2 separate regions of the Homo sapiens genome follow, and region 2 is linked to region 1. Evidence: read pairs that join two places in POLR2A ChIA-PET (ENCODE). Cell type or tissue: A673. All regions are shown on one strand. Links, peaks and the distances in the headings refer to the core of each region. The heading gives the core; the rest is flanking DNA.

Evidence for each region. ChIA-PET counts read pairs that join two places held together with the same protein. Peaks named below come from ENCODE experiments on the same cell type or tissue, not always from the same donor. Only the 100,000 strongest peaks of a DNase experiment are listed, where the experiment ranks them.
Region 2: POLR2A ChIA-PET joins it to region 1 with 5 read pairs; 2 of 35 experiments call an interaction of 5 or more read pairs at or near these places.

What each region holds. Positions count from the first base shown.
Region 1 is chr14:33,778,367-33,786,336 of GRCh38, reverse strand. NPAS3 (neuronal PAS domain protein 3) reads right to left here. Exons shown (of 12, transcript NM_001164749.2): 9 at 7,765-7,871. Among named protein-coding and RNA genes, the nearest start is that of SNORA89, 73 kb to the right of the region's middle. In A673, for the core only: no CTCF peak of the experiment used is centred there; a DNase peak (open chromatin) is centred at 3,266.
Region 2 is chr14:33,347,673-33,355,642 of GRCh38, reverse strand. All of the region lies in intron 3 of NPAS3 (neuronal PAS domain protein 3), which reads right to left. Among named protein-coding and RNA genes, the nearest start is that of SNORA89, 360 kb to the left of the region's middle. In A673, for the core only: no CTCF peak of the experiment used is centred there; a DNase peak (open chromatin) is centred at 5,102.

The DNA.
Region 1 (7,970 bases), core at 2,171-4,670:
AAGTCAGAAACATTTCCAGGATCCCAGACAAATTCCATTTGTTCATCTGTTATGTAGATTTTTAGAAATCCAAGTACTTTATTGTGAAAACATAGATTCTTCCATGTAGCAGTCATTGTTGGTCGTCTGCTCAACAGCTATTCTGCCACTTCCTTCTGGATAACAAAAGTCTGATTTTGGGTTTTATGTTTGATGGCCTCCTCCTAAATCCCAGGAGAATAAACCTCGATTGTTTAAGCCAGATACAGTAATTCTACCCGCTTGCCAGTGAGTGGCTTAGGCTTGGTCACTCGACACACGGGACTATGAGACACAAGAGGCTTCTCCCTGCTGTGGGGTGGTGGGGAAGTGCTTCTGGAAATGTTTTCTGTGAGCTCCAAAATGAACACAAAACATCGACTGACCCCTTCCGCACTTTGGACATTGCCCTATGAGGAACTGATGATGGGGATGCTATCTTGATCTTTTGATCAAGTCTTTTGATCATGAAGAGAAAGTTAAGTCATTTTTACTGGGATTTTCTGTTACTTGTAACCAGGTGCATTCTAGTCGATATGCCCCACCAAAAGTTCTAGGAAGCCAGAGAAGATGTGGGAGTTCATGAAGAGATTTGAATGACCTGATCTTTAGTTAACCCTGCATGTATGGGAAAACTGTTGCATGTTAGACACATACATGAATTAAATCCTATGCCACTCATTTAAGTTAAAAAAAGTTTGATGTTTTTTGAGATATGTGAGGTATCATTGAATGTTTTCAGGAAACAATTTAAAAAATAGTTTGTATAAGATTGAGAACACGATGCCATTATAAGAAGTAATGGAATTGATTTTATTTAGGTTAACTGATTTAGGTGAAAATGGATGACTCAGAAGTATTGATTTTTTTTTTTTTTTTTTTTTGAGATGGAGTCTCACTCTGTCACCCAGGCTGGAGTGCAGTGGCATGATCTTGGCTCACTGCAAGCTCCACCTCCCGGGTTCACACCATTCTCCTGTCTCAGCCTCCTGAGTAGCTGGGATTACAGGCACCTGCCACCATGCCCAGCTAATTTTTGTATTTTTTAGTAGAGATGGGGTTTCACTGTGTTGGCCAGGCTGGTCTCGAACTCCTGACCTTGTGATCCACCCGCCTTGGCCTCCCAAAGTGCTGGGATTACAAGCATGAGCCACCATGCCCGGCCAGAAGTATTGATTTTGTTTTCTTCTTCTGATCGTGCCTTATAAGAGCAATGGGTTATTTTTTGTTGAATACAAGGTTTTAAAAAAACTATAAAAGCAGCTACTAGGCTGGGCGCAGTGGCTCATGCCTGTAATCCCAGCCCGTTGGGAGGCCCAGGTAGGTGGATCACCTGAGGTTGGGAGCTCGAGACCAGCCTGACCAACATGGAGAAACTCCGTCCCTACTAAAAATACAAAATTAGCCGGGCGTGGTGGCGCATGCCTGTAATCCCAGCTACTCGGGAGGCTGAGGCAGGAGAATTGCTTGAACTCGGGAGGCGGAGGTTGTGGTGAGCCGAGATCGTGCCATTGTACTCCAGCCTGGGCAACAAGAGTGAAACTCTGTCTCAAAAAAAAAAAAAAAAAAAAAATAAATAAATAAATAAATAAATAAAAATAACAATAAAAAATAAAAGCAGCTACTAATTGAAATAATAATGAGAAGCTTGCGAATCCATGTGAGAATTTTATTAGAATTTGTCAGTCAAATCAAAGTTCTGGCTTGCTCTCTGGGGAGACAGAAAAGATCATGTGTTTGTGTTCTATGTCTCTCCTATGCTCTTCTAAGCCTGCAATGCCTTAGACCACTCCTCCATCTCTCTTGCCATCCTCTTTCAAAGTCCAGGGAAAATCTGCCTCCCCTGGGGCTTTTTCTCCATCCTCCCCTTAGTTGCTTTCACCTCTGGGGTTTCTGTGTTTTGTCTGCACATCTTAACAGACCTCATTTCATACTAGCTATTCAGAATTGGCTGTTTCATGCTGCCTTCTCTATTAGTATGTAAGCTCCTCGAAGGTGGACACCATACCTTAGTTGCTTTTGAAACCTCACAGCAATGACACAGGCTTTGCATTAGTAAGTGCTCACAAATGTTAGATAAACTTGAATAGGAAAAAAACGACTGCTCATATTCACTCATACAGTCAAGTACACAGGAAAGTATTCGCCCAAGGGAAAAAAACGGTAAGATCTTTTGCTTACTAGGTTGGATATTAGTACTATGTATACTCTGTTAAATTTTTCCTGTTGATATTTAAAACTTTATATCTTTGTAAAGAAGTCAGCTTCTTAATCCTATTCTTGTTTCATTGGAATACTGATCGAGTACCCTGAGAGTTATTTCACTACTCACCTTTTGCTACTGTTCTCAGAATTCATCCAATTTGAGAGGAAAAGAAAACCCTTCAGATACTCAGTTTGTATTTACTGTTTACGTCGTGTAAAATAGTGCCGTCTAAAGACTAGTATGGTCTGTACTTTTCAAGCTTTCACATGAATACGAGTCAGCTGGGGATCTTGCTAACTGCAGATTCTGATTGGGGAAGGCCTTAAAATGTGCGTCTCTGAGTTCCCAGGGGGTGCTGACACCACTGCCCCACTGATGCACAGTGTAGTAAGCGCAGCAGGGATGCGCCGCTGGAGCTCAACCCTCTTGCTGGTCTCTGACTCCGTGCTTGCCTGCCCATGGACTTGAAAAGCCAAAACAAGCACTGTCTCCCTGCCGGTACCCGCCCCCCCACACCACCCCCCCAAAAAACTAAGACAAAATAATACAAATTCATCCCTGCATAAAAACCTGCCTTTATCTTGCCTCCTTGTGACGGTTTTTTCGGTTAATGGCCAGGCACACGATGAAGGCTGACTTGGCTTCTGAAGAAAGTCAGACATGGTAGCTATTACATGCATTTCCTTTCATGGGAATTTTCATATTCATATGGCAGAAGGGGAACACTTACTTGCTCTGGGAAGAGTCCAGCCAATGACCAGGTTGCAGCTAAATCCCTGAAGACCCACCCCTGAAGAAAGGCTGAGATCAGAAAACAGAAAAAAGTCCCCCGTGCTATCTGCATTTGGCCCACCCATCAAACTTTCCACCTTTTCTCTTTCCTTCACTTGCAGCTTCCGTTTCTGTGTGCAGTGGCTGCATACCCAAACCAACAATTAAATTCCCCCTTTGTTTGTGTGGCAGATGACAAATGCATGGAGGACATCTTGTGTTGCCTAGGCAGGCAGGGCACTTACTTTGATTGATGCTCGGTTGTGGAAAAAAATGAGCTGGGAAGGAATTACAATGGAGGGCCTGCAGACTGGAAGGGGATATACTAATTAGTCCCGCATTAAGCAGTCTGCTTGCATTTGGCGATGAGACGCCTTCAGGAGGGAAGTGTAGGGGTTATTGATGCAAAACAGCATGGAATGCATTATATCAGGTAGCTGTATATTAGTTTTGTTAGAAAGTATAGAAGTTTGTAATTAAGAAATAAACACTTAAGCTACTGTTTTTTTCTTTTTTTTAAAAAAAAACAACCCCCAAGTATGTTGGATAGGCCATGCTTTTTAACTGCATGTGATCTCAAAGGCAATCTGAAGTCCTTCTGTCTTTCTGAAATAACTCTTCCAGAGTTTTCTGAGACTGGGTCAGGTGCTAGGAAGGAAAAAACTGCCACCACACCTACAGTCTCTGGCTCCTTTTCTCTGAAATCCCACAGCTCCAGAGCCTTGAGCCTCCCTGGTGGAGCAGAACATCATAAAGAGAAAGGAAGTTTTCCCCTAGGCCACTCTTTAAGGTTTTAGAAAGTTGTTGCTGATTGGACCCACAAAGAACCCTAGGGATATCTCGAGACAAATTCAGCTCCTTCTCTAGACAAAGGGCTGGATTAAATGGGAATAAAGAGCAGTGCAAAGCATGCATCTCTGTTTGGTTTAGCACTCCATTTTTGGGGGGCTACAGGCAGAAGTAGAGTGGTAGATGGTTGCACTGAAACGTCTCATAATTGAAGAGCCACACAGACACCATAAGTAACTGGAGTGTGTAACTGTGGGAAGCTGTGAGTGATCATCTCCCAAGCCAGTACCTCCTGAGCAATGGAGAACTGGAGGGAGGAAGAGGTGAAGATGCCCCAATAATTACTAATGTGAATGGTTTAAAATTCTAACCTTTAAATGTTGATTTGACCTGAATAATTGGTGAAATTGGTTTTAAATGAAAGAAATCACAGACGTCTTTGGTCACAGTGTGAAAGAAGGGGCCCTAGAACTCCCTAGGCTTTAGAGTTCCAGTGTAGTTTCACTAACATACCATGTTGGCGTCAATAATGTGATTCTTACTGATTCTTTCTGTTGAAATCCAGTGAACTATCAGTCATCTCATGTTAACTTAGTGGAAGAGTAGATGCTCTAAAGTTCTTGGTTCAATTTATCAGAGTTGTAATCCTGGCACAGCTGATATTCCTCTTTACTTTTCTTATTCTAGAGACAAGTTCATTTATGGATTTACAGATGCCTAGGCAAGGAAAAAAGATATAAGTGATAAAGATAGTATTTTTAGTTATCAAAGACTATTAAGTCTTTTAAAAAAACGCTTTATCAAACTGGGGCATAAGACAGATATTAAAAAATCAGAAATATTACCAGATGACTACAACCTATCTTTCAGGACAGAACCAGGAATTGTGCCAATAGCTCTAGGAAGAAAAACTAAATAGTTAATGTGGTTTATTTTTTAACCATCCCTTTGTTTTAGAATTCTATCTTATTCTTGACCTGATTCTATGTCGCCATGACCTTCTCCTGCCAAGAAGGCACAGTTGAGGCATCCTTCAGTAATAGCCTAGGGCTTTGGAAAAGCAAGATGCTGTGCTGGCTTTTTGCCTTTTCTTCCAGTGTTTACACAACCAAGACTTATTACATGGTCTGTCATTTTGTTACTGGGCTGGCTTTGGTTTGAGAATTAGGTAAACATCAGACATTCCATCACACAATTTTAGACTCAATCTTACTTTATAATGATGTTAATGTTTATTGTACAAAGCGAGATGCATTTGTATATTTTAGCATTTTATTTCAGTCACAGAATGCAAAACCTGACACTGGAATCAGTTTGATTTTTTTGTGTGTGTGATTGAAGATATTAAGCACTACAAGAACGCTGAAATTTCAATCTGATTAGGATCAAACTTCTTCAGGATCAAAACACTCTTTTTCCTCCCCCTACAGTTTTACTAATTGTGTGCTACTTGACATTGTGGAGTTATTCCACAGCATGATAGCTAAATATGTGAAGTGTATTTTACTATGCAGAATTATCAGCTCATTCTATTTGTTTTTCATGTGTTTAAGGTTATTAAAAGAACTCAAAATTAGAAGTCATGTGTATGAGTTAAAAGAATGAACCCAATCATTGTTAGTAGGCTGAATCATAAAGCAATAGCCGGTATGTCAATATCAAGTAATGAAAAAAATCAGAATTTGAAAGCATACCTTCTCTGTTTATTAGTTGGCAAGATACCAGAAAAATTAGGAGAATAGCACAATAGTGAATGGTGGAGTGGTTTATTTTCAGCACTCTCAAATTATTCTGGGTACGGAAAATGAGATAAAAGTAAATCGGAAAGAAAGGCATCAAACATATTTGTTGGAGACCTTTGCTTAATGGGGAGAAATGAACTGCCCTCGCTCACTGTTCCTGAGGAATTGTGTTTCTTCAAGCTGTAAATCAAATCCCAGAGAGATAGCATGATGCATGATGTTTTCCAAATAATAACTGAGGAAGACAAAGTTCTTTTTTTTTTGTCAGCCTCAGGTTTCTGAATTTAGACCTTAATTAAGATTCCAAAATGAGAAGGCATCTCCCTCTGCACACATGGTCTATGACAGTGTCCTCAAAACAATATATTCATTTGTGAAGTCTGGATCTCTAGCCTGTATTATTCCAAAAATATATCCATGGCTTCTTCCAAAGATCCTGATTTTTTTCTCCATTTTCTCTAAACTCTGAGCAACAAAGAACCTGATGTTTCTTTTCAGGAAACCACATCATTTTTTTCCCCAATTAATTGAAGAGCCATCTGCTTCTACGATACACAACACCCATTCATTCTCAGCAACAAGTGTGTTCCCTAAATCCCTGGTGTGCAATATCAAGACACACACACTCCGTGTTGGGAGTAGAATCTGCTGTCTTGCAGGCAGGCTCTTTCCAGAGACGTGGTATATACAGATTCTGACACTGAACTTGGTTCCATGTCAGTGTTGCTAACGCAGGGTTAAAAACACAGTACAGGATGTTCATACTTTGAGGTGCTGGCTAGCTCAACATCTCCATGTTTCTGAGTTCGAAATGAAGAAATAATTGCAAAGGGCAGGAAAGATAAGAAATAGCTCTCTTTGACCAAGATAAGAAAGGGGAGAGGAGGTAAATACAAAGGCCACTTGGCTGGCTTTTTCTGTATAAATGCTTCAACTTTAGGCTGTACCATCTCATTTGTGGCACCTTGCATGTACAGCCGTGTGTTGTTTAATGATGGGGATACATTCTAAGAAATGCATCACTAGGGTATTTCATCATTGTGTGGATACCACAGAGTGCACTTACATAAACCTAGATGGTGTAGCCTACTACACACTTGGGCTATATGGTATAGGCTAATGCTCCTAGACCAAAAGCTGTACAGCATGTTACTCTACTGAATACTGGTAGGCAACTGTAACACAGTGGTAAGTATTTGTATATCTAAACACAGAAAAGGTACAGTAAAAATGCAGTATTACAATCTCATGGGACCACCATCATATATGTGGTAGGTAGTTGACCAAAACATGGCTAAGTGGCATGTGACTGTATTTAAATTCAGAGGTCTGAACTGGGGTTAGAAGCTTCCAGGGACATGGATAGGGGGTAGGGGAGACTCATCTTCAGGAAGAATCTCCTGAATGGTCATATAAAGGACCTCTGGTCAGAAGAGGGCCACCAGATCAGTGCTCTAGTCAGACCCCTTCCATGGACAGTGCGAACAGCCAGGGCGGTTGGATGCGGGGTCCTGCATGGTTCTGCTGGTGTGTTGCTGGAGCCAGCCACACCACTGATGCTCCTGCTTTGCTCACATGCACAGAAGGTCTTTTGGAGTTCAGCCTGTGGCTCAGGGGCTGGGAGCCATATTCAAAGAGCTGAGATAAGTTTCTGTTCCCCAGGAGTTGGGGGATGGAGATACCTACTCTTCTGAATAACTCTCTTTCCAGAAACAGCGAAAGCACTGTCTTCGAGAGCTGCTGTGTCCACACAACATTTTCTCTAAAGAACGTGCTCTGCCCCATCTCCCTGGCTTCCCCTCACCCCAGTTTTGTGGCTGGTCAAATAGGCATTTTTATAAGGCTCTGGCTTATTTGAACTTGTCTTCTCCCATGTGTACTTTGAAACTGAGACCACAAATTTCAGAGTGGAAGTTGTTCTCCAGAAAATGAAAGGGTCAAGGTAGCACTTAAGACAAAGGTTTCCCCACCACTTTATAGGAGAGACAGCAAAAGACACCACAGAATTCTGGGTGAGTGCCTAAAGATCCAGCAATTTCTCTAGGCCTGAGGTCCAACTTTCAATCTAATTCTAACACGCGTTGAAATGATTTATGTCTCACTTTTTCTCACTGCACACTGACAGTCATCTGAAATGTACACAGGAAAGATGAAGGGAAAAATCAGCACTGAAACCAAACAAGCCTCAGAGATTGCTGACACCAGCCGGGGTTATTCCCCCACACAGGAGGTACTTACAGTCCAAGTGACTGTGCCTGATGCCCTCCACGTCTTCAGCATGGATGAAGTGGTAGCATCTCTTCCCTACGATATCTACAGGGGTCAGATCCATATAATCACTAATCCTACAAAGAGAAGAACACAGGCTGGAATTCAGAAAGGAGGAAATATAAAGAAACTGTCAAATAACTTAGAAACAGTTCTACTGACACATTTCATTATAC
Region 2 (7,970 bases), core at 3,551-6,050, 430 kb after region 1:
GAGACTGGGGAGAGAGAAATACAAACTGTAAAAAAGTAACAGGTTGCCTGGGCACAGTGGCTCACGCCTGGAACCTCAGCACTTTGGGAGGCCGAGGCAGGCGGATCATGAGGTCAAGGGGTCGAGACCATCCTGGCCAACATGGTGAAACCCTATCTCTACAAAAATACAAAAATTAGCCGGGCATGATGGTGCGTGCCTGTAGTCCCGGCTACTTGGGAGGCTGAGGCAGGAGAATCGCTTGAACCTGGGAGGCGGAGGATGCAGTGAGCCGAGATCTCGCCACTGCACTCCAGCCTGGGCGACAGAGCAAGACTCCATCTCAAAAAAAAGAGCAACGGTTTACTTGGAGGACTGCAGGAAAAGGAGCATCTAACTCTAGTGAAATTCAAAGATGTAAGAGAAAAGAGAGCATCTGGGCTAGATATGAGTGTTAGTTTTCCAGGCAAACAAGCTACGGATTGGTGGGGATGAGGGGAGCATTTGGGTAGAGAGAAGAACACACACAATGGCACAAACTGCTGAGCAAGGCATGGGAGTTTCATTCATGCATGAAGAAGACATGTTGGGCCCAGTCACAAATGGCCCCATCAGCACTGCAAAGGAGTTCTCAGTTCACACACGGCATTCGGCATCCATCTGAAAAGTTAGAGCACAGAGGGACATGAGCACGTGTGTGTGCTATATCACCTGAGGCACGGTGCAGAGGGTGGAACTGTGTTTGGGGGAAAGCTGAAAACGTGGCTATTGCATAGTCTAGCCAATAAATGACGATGAGTTGACCCTAGTAACTAAGTAAGACCGTAGAGAGGGGTTCAATTCTAAAGGTATTTAGGAGATAGGACTGAGAGAGCTTTGTGATTACCTCATAAGGGAAAAGCCAGAGCGCAGTATGAGTTCTGAGTTATAACACAGTATAATGGTTTCTTCCTTTCCTGTGATAGGACATTGAGTAAGGCAGGGAGGTGTTAAGGAGAAGATGGGAAGTTGAAGGGAGGTGTCTTTAGGACAAGCCCATCTTGATGCCTAAAGGGCCTGAGGCGCAGAATTGAGTTTTTGGCAGAGATGAGGATTTGGCTGCAAGTCATTAGCACACAGGTGGGATTAGAAGCCATGGGAGGACAAAATGGGAGGTGGGCTGAGGACCCAGCTCAGGGAAAATCTGCATTTATAAAGAGGCAGAAGCGGGGAACCAGCAAAAGCCTGAGTGCAGACAGCCAGAGCAGAGGGTGGATAAAGCGGCAGCCATGTCCTAGAAAGAAGAGAGGACATTTTAAGGAGAGACTATGGACTCTGTCAAATGTCATGGGAGAGCCCTGAAGATCTTGGGCAGGGGCACTGCAGTCGGTTGAGCAGCAAATGAGAGATCAACATTTCTGAAAATCTGGAAGGGAAAGAAAGGAGAGTAAGGGATGACTCTCCTATGAAGGGAGAGTAACGGGAACATACCCAAGCTTAAGGGATATTTTTTAAAGTGACTTTGGATGTCTATACCCTGAGAAGCAGCGGCAAGCAAAAGCCATGAGACATAGATGAAAAACTCTTTTAAAAAGCTACAAAATTACCAGGAGTTTAGATAAAGCTGAGAAATAAGCAACACACTATTTTTTTTCAATATTTCACTATAACTTGACTCTACAAACTTAATGTACCATGGTGTGGTGCCCAGCCACTACAATAGGGATCTCAGCCTCCAGCTCTTCCAGATGTTGTTTAAACAACATAATGATCTATAATCCACATCCAGAACTAGAATCGGATAGGGAAAGCTGCCTGAATATATCTAAACCCAAGCCATCATTGTTCCCCCAAAACCTCTGTCCCTTCTTGCCCACTGTTAATGAGTCTCCATTCTGCTAGTCCTGCAGGCTACATCAGAGCTGTCTCACCTTCGTTTTCTCCTCTGCGTAAATAGGAAATCCTTTGCAAGGACTCCAGTCTCCACTACTAGAGTGACTTTCCTACCAGGTTCATGAAGACATGAAACTTCATATATAGAGATTTACAAAGATACCAATATGCTACAAAAAATGCAAGACCCCACTTTGGGATGATGCTGTTTTGAGGCTTCCTACTTACTTCATGCTACCAATACTATCCATCACTTTGCTCATCAATAAAAATGTTTTCTCCTGGTCCAATTGGCTCCAAGTTTTCTGTCTTTGTATCTCTTGCCATGGCAAAAGTTCTCCAAATGTCATAAATAGAGGAGTTACTTGGAATTGCTTTTGGAGTCCCTACAACTCCTGGATCACAAAAGCAACAAGTATTTCTTCCTTGCAGCCAAGATCTGTCAAATACCCACAGGCAAGTATTGCAAGTGATTATTAATATACACAGGTGTGAGCTAAAAGAATATTAAATCATCAAAGGAAACTAAAATGCATTATTTAATGAATTTTGATTATGCCAATAAAGAGAAAGCCAAGACTGCTATATGTGGCAGACAAAAAGACCTTGTTTCCCAATATTTTTTTTTTTTTTTTACAGAAGCCATTGCCTCCATCATCACTGAGGTTGAACTTTCTATCTGGCAAGTGAGAAAGAGATTTTTTTTTCTGGAATTTCAAAAATGTTTATATAAACTTTGTCCTTAGTACTCAGAAGAAAATACTAAATGCTGACCTCAACTTGCTCCCCTTAGCTCTCCTCTCATTTTTATTCCTCTCTGAGACAGTCTGCTTTGAGGTTTTCAGATTCTGATAAGACCTATATAGTCACTTTCATTTTCTTGAACTAACTTACTTTTATTCACTTGCACCATTGCTGTTAAGTCACTATTTTCTTCAAATTTTTACCCAAAATTGAGATGAAGTAAGCTTTATATATTGTTGCAAGTTTATTCCCCTCTCATACTGGTTTTACTTTTTTTAGAAATAATTTCTTCCATTGTTAGTATCAGCATATGTCTAGCTCTGTCCTCTACAATATCCATCAAAGAATCTTGAAATGTTTATTCTGGAAGTATTCAGGAACACTTAAAAAGATGGGAAGACAGCTGTAGTTTAGTATGAAAAGCACAATTGTTGGGAGTCAGAAACATTTATTTCTAAATAACAGCCCTGGCATTTACTAGTTGGTGAACTTGGATGAGACATCTGACATCCAGATCTTAGTTTCCTCATCTGTAGAGTGAGATAATAATACCCAGTCCAAAGAGTTGTGGCAAGGGTTAAATGTGCGACAGTTTTCTAGCACATACCTAGTAAATAGTGAGAAAACAATACATTTTCATTCAATCTTAATTTTTAATCTCTCTGTAGCAAAACAAAAATGAGTGCTGACAAGATGCTTTTGACGACGAAGATTAAAGAAAGTCACCAAAGTGGTGTATATGACTTTTCCGTCATTTTCTAGGTTGTGCCACCTTGGGCCAGTTAGAAAAGTCTCAGAGAAATATGGTTACCAGAAAGGTGAACATACCTGCTTTATTTAGCATGCTGTTTGAGAATTAAATGAGATAGCATACATGAAGTGCCTAAGACAATATCCGACCCATAAGAGGTATTTGCTAAACATTAGCTCCTTTCCCCTTCCTCAAAGATGTGTATTCTTGGAGTCATTTGTAAATTTTTTTAAACCGCAGATGTTTTTTTTTTAACACGTTAAGTTCTGGGGTACATGTGCAGAACGTGCAGGTTTGTTACATAGGTATACACATGCCATGGTGGTTTGCTGCACCCAAAAACTGTCATCCACATTAGGTATTTCTCCTAATGCTATCCCTCCCTTAGCCCCCCACCCACCAACAGGCCCCGGTGTGTATTGCTCCCTTCCCTGGGTCCATGTGTTCTCATAGTTCAACTCCCACTTATGAGTGAGAACATGCATAAACTGCCGATTTTATAGAGTAAATCACATGTCATGCCCTTGTTCAAAACTGGAATAATAGCAACATTTATTAGAGATGGAGTATCTTGGCATATATGAAAATCCTCAAGACTATAGCTGAATAGTGATTCTATATTATGGATTTGGAGTGTAATGATCTTTTGTGAGAGTACACAAAAAGAAGCGGTATGGCATGGTTGCTTTCTTACACTTACGTGTACATACACGTATATGCATGTGTGCATGTGTCTCTAGACATTTTTAAATCTTCAACTTATATTTTCAACTTCCAAAGACATATATACATGGTAGGCATTGGGAAGCTTGGTTAAATTATGACTGCCTAATGCAGAGACATATATACCCAAGCACTCCTACTACAAAAATGGTAGCAGCCTAAAGGTTATCTTCCATTTTTTTTCCAAGGAGGATACAGAGTAGAAGAAACCAAACAGACTGCAGCATTTTACCCCTCTGTTCCCCAGTCCTCATCGGTCATGTCATGTTTGTCGTCGACCCCATCTGGGCAGCAGGTGTGGTGCTGCACGGCTGCGGGTATTTGATTATTGACTAGTGTATATTTCCAAAGGGCACAACAGACTGCTGACTGGCCCTCAGTTATAACATGAGGCAATCTTCCGTGTTTACACCTGTAAGAGCTAAAAATAAAGAAAAACTGATTTTGAGTTTTTTAAAACTACATTTTGACCAGAGGCTTTTAACAAAGCCTCCATATATATCAGTCAAACACTGAGCTTGGCAAGCTTGTATAGAGTCTATTAAAGGGGGAATAAGGTTCATGAATTTCAAGCTTGGAGGGCTCTAATTACCTCATGCTCAAACTTTAACCACAAAACTCAGATAAATTGCTGCACTAAAACCGTAGAAGATCCTTCACCTGATTTGTGCCAGTGCATCTAAAGCTCAGTGAGGCTGATCCCAGTGAGGTTTTTCAAATCAGTCCTAAGGGAAAGTGTTCTGGACCTGTCTCTAATGAGTATGTACGGATTACTTGGATGTTTTGGTAAAGCTACCCAGTAAATTAGTCAATCTGAAATTTTATTAGCCGCAAAGCATTACAGCAGTCAGTCATATGGGCTAAGAATACTGGGGGAATTAAAGTCATTTTAAGCATCTATTAGTCAGGTATCACGAATCCGTTTCAGGCCTCCGCTAGTAGTTGTAACATGAAACTAATTGGCTAATAGTTACAGCTGTCTCTTCAGTGCGTTTGTTCTTAGAGGCGTGATCCCTTCTTGAACCAATTTGCATACACCCAGAGGGGGGTCCTACTTTTTATTCTAGTTTAATGTACGATTTGGATTCAAAAGGAAGCAAACAGGTAGGGGGGCAGTCTGTATGCATAAACCATGGTGTGAAACAACTAAACCTGAATGCACACACTGCCGGCCTAAAAGCTGAAATTTAGCAAATGTGGAAGGCAGAGGAGAATGCAGAAAATAAACATGACTCTTAAATATTCTACACATCCATATTTTATCAAAGATGCACTGAGGAGAAATGTGGATTTCCCTCTGCCTGGTCTTACACTCTCCATGGCTATTTATCTAGTTACAAACTTTTATAGATGTGAACTATTTTAAGAAGTCCTTTAGAAATGGCCCGAGGTAATTTCAAACTTAACGGACCCTGTCCCACCAGAGCTCATTACAGTGAATTTGATAACAAAGTACCCTCTACTTAATTTTCAGAGCCTAGCCAAGCGTACGAGAAATGCAGCTGCATTAAGTGCAATTAATGGTACAATAAAAGCAGTGGAGGGCTGCTTAACACCCAAGGACCAGCAGTAAACACTGGCTTCGTGCTCTCCAGCACTCAGTGATGTGCCAGAGGACGCGGAGTGTGAGATTTCTGTACCGAAGTGGGAGACGCCCTTCTCCTGCTAGAGAAGAATTTCCTGTCCTTCAACAATTCCGCCCAGAGACTGTACAAAAGGATATAAAGGTACTCCCTCCAGTTATGCCACTAGCATCCTCGCTCCCTTTGAGCAGGGATCCAACACAGGAAGCTCATATTCCCATCAGGACGGGAAAAGGACAAATTCAATTCCAACAAAAGTGAGTCTAATAAGCAAGTGACTCGTAATGTACAAAATGATTTGGTTTCCTAACTAACAAAGTGGACTATCAAATGACAAAAAAGGAACAAAGTAGCCAGTCAGAATAGTTTTCAAACAAGCCAAAAAAAATCAAAAAGTTGATGAGCAGAAACAACTATAATGATACTGCAAATCTCTTTGATGATGAAAAATCACTTCTTAGAATTTGAATGAGAGACATCCAGAGATCAGCAAAAACCTCAGTGGTTAATAACAATCATGGTTGTTTGAGGATTGGTCCATCAGCTAGTTAATTTGTTAAATAAAATACGGTCAACCAGGTCTGGAAAGATGATTACACATATTCAGCTTTCATAAGCAACTGAAATAATTCTATCATAGAAAGAATTTGACGATAATGTCTCTTAGTAGCCTGGTTTGAATTCAGGGACCTACCCCTCTATTTCCATTTCTGGACGAAACTGTTTTTTAACAGTATAAATAGGCTAGGAAAAACATTTAAGTTATATTTTTGACAATAAAATTCCTACCAACACATTCAAGTGCAGAGAATTCGTCCTAATTATGACATTATAGACATGGTTAGCCTAAATAAAGAAAAGCCATAGTTAATCCCCACATTTCATTTTCCTAGAAACATGCTTCTGACCTCCGTCCTCAACAGAACTCCCCCATGAGCTTTTGTACTCGTTTGGTTCCTCCAGTTTCTGATGGATGCCCACTCGTGGTTGGAAGGGCTCACGGGCAATGAGAGGACCCTGGCAAGGGCAAAAGTGAAAACTCAAGTAGGAAATGACAGGAGGGAGCCGGGACCTAACTCCAAATGGAGGCATTTTAGTGACACCAAACTAAGTCCCTCTCCCTCAATAAAATTCTAACCCTGAACACCTCTTCCCAAAACAGGAAACCTGCGACATCCCTAATGACAAGTAAATAAACGATTACAACCCCATAGAAGAGGAAGCTTCTCTGTGTGTAACTGCACAGATGTGAACGGGAGCTCCAGGCCTTGGCATGGCTCCTGGGCTCTAGGAATGGCTGGAAACACTGGAACTACTACGTGAACAAAGGAGCTTTTGTAGTAGAATTCTGCCACATTCTACCAAGAAGATCTTTAAAAAACAGACAAAACTGGATACATTTTCAAAAAATAAACAATCTTGTCCTGGACAATTCACTCTGTTTCTGAATGGTCTAAAAGATGGTTAAAAATAATTCACTTGTTCTAATAGTTTCCAAATGAGGGGTTCCATGACTAGCACTCTCTTCAGAAGGTTTGCTACGTCGATATTACTTTTCAGTAATATCAAGAGTTTTCCCTATCTACATAGGGTTTAAAGACATTTATCCATGTGCGATTTTCAACTGACAAATTACCTATGCTTAAGAAGGTTCCATCCTCCCTGCCTCCTCACCCTCATTTTTGCTGGTGCTGAGGGGTCCCCATGGTGGGAAGGGAGAGAGCGGCTGGATGACAAGAAGAGTTCAGGTTCTACAATCAGGCAGGTTGAGATTTCAATCATGATTTTGCTATTTAGCAACCATGGGATATGGGGCAAGTTACTGAGGCTTGCTGAGTCTTGATTTCCTCCTCTCTAAAATGCTTGTTCATAGGGTTGTTAGGTGAATTCAAGGATACCACATGTGAGCATACTCCACACATTCCTGCCTTGACATCCAACCCTCTCTCCCCCTGCAGGAAAAGAACTCTTGAGAAACAGGGACCTTCCTGGAAGACAGGCTCCTACTGACTCACTTTCCAGTGCTGCTTTTACTTATAGAGTTGGCCCTCTGCATTGGCTGATCCTGTATCTGCAGATCCAACCAACCACAGATTGAAAATATTTGAAAAAAAAAAAGGATGGTTGTGTCTGCACTAAACATGTACAGACTTTTCCTTGTCATCGTTCCCTGAGCAATACAATGTAACAACTATTTACATGTAATTTATATTGTATTGGGTGTTATAAGTAATCTAGAAATGATTTAAAGTGTATGGGAGGATGTACCTAGGTTATATGCAAATACTATACCATTTTATATCAAGGACTGGAGCATC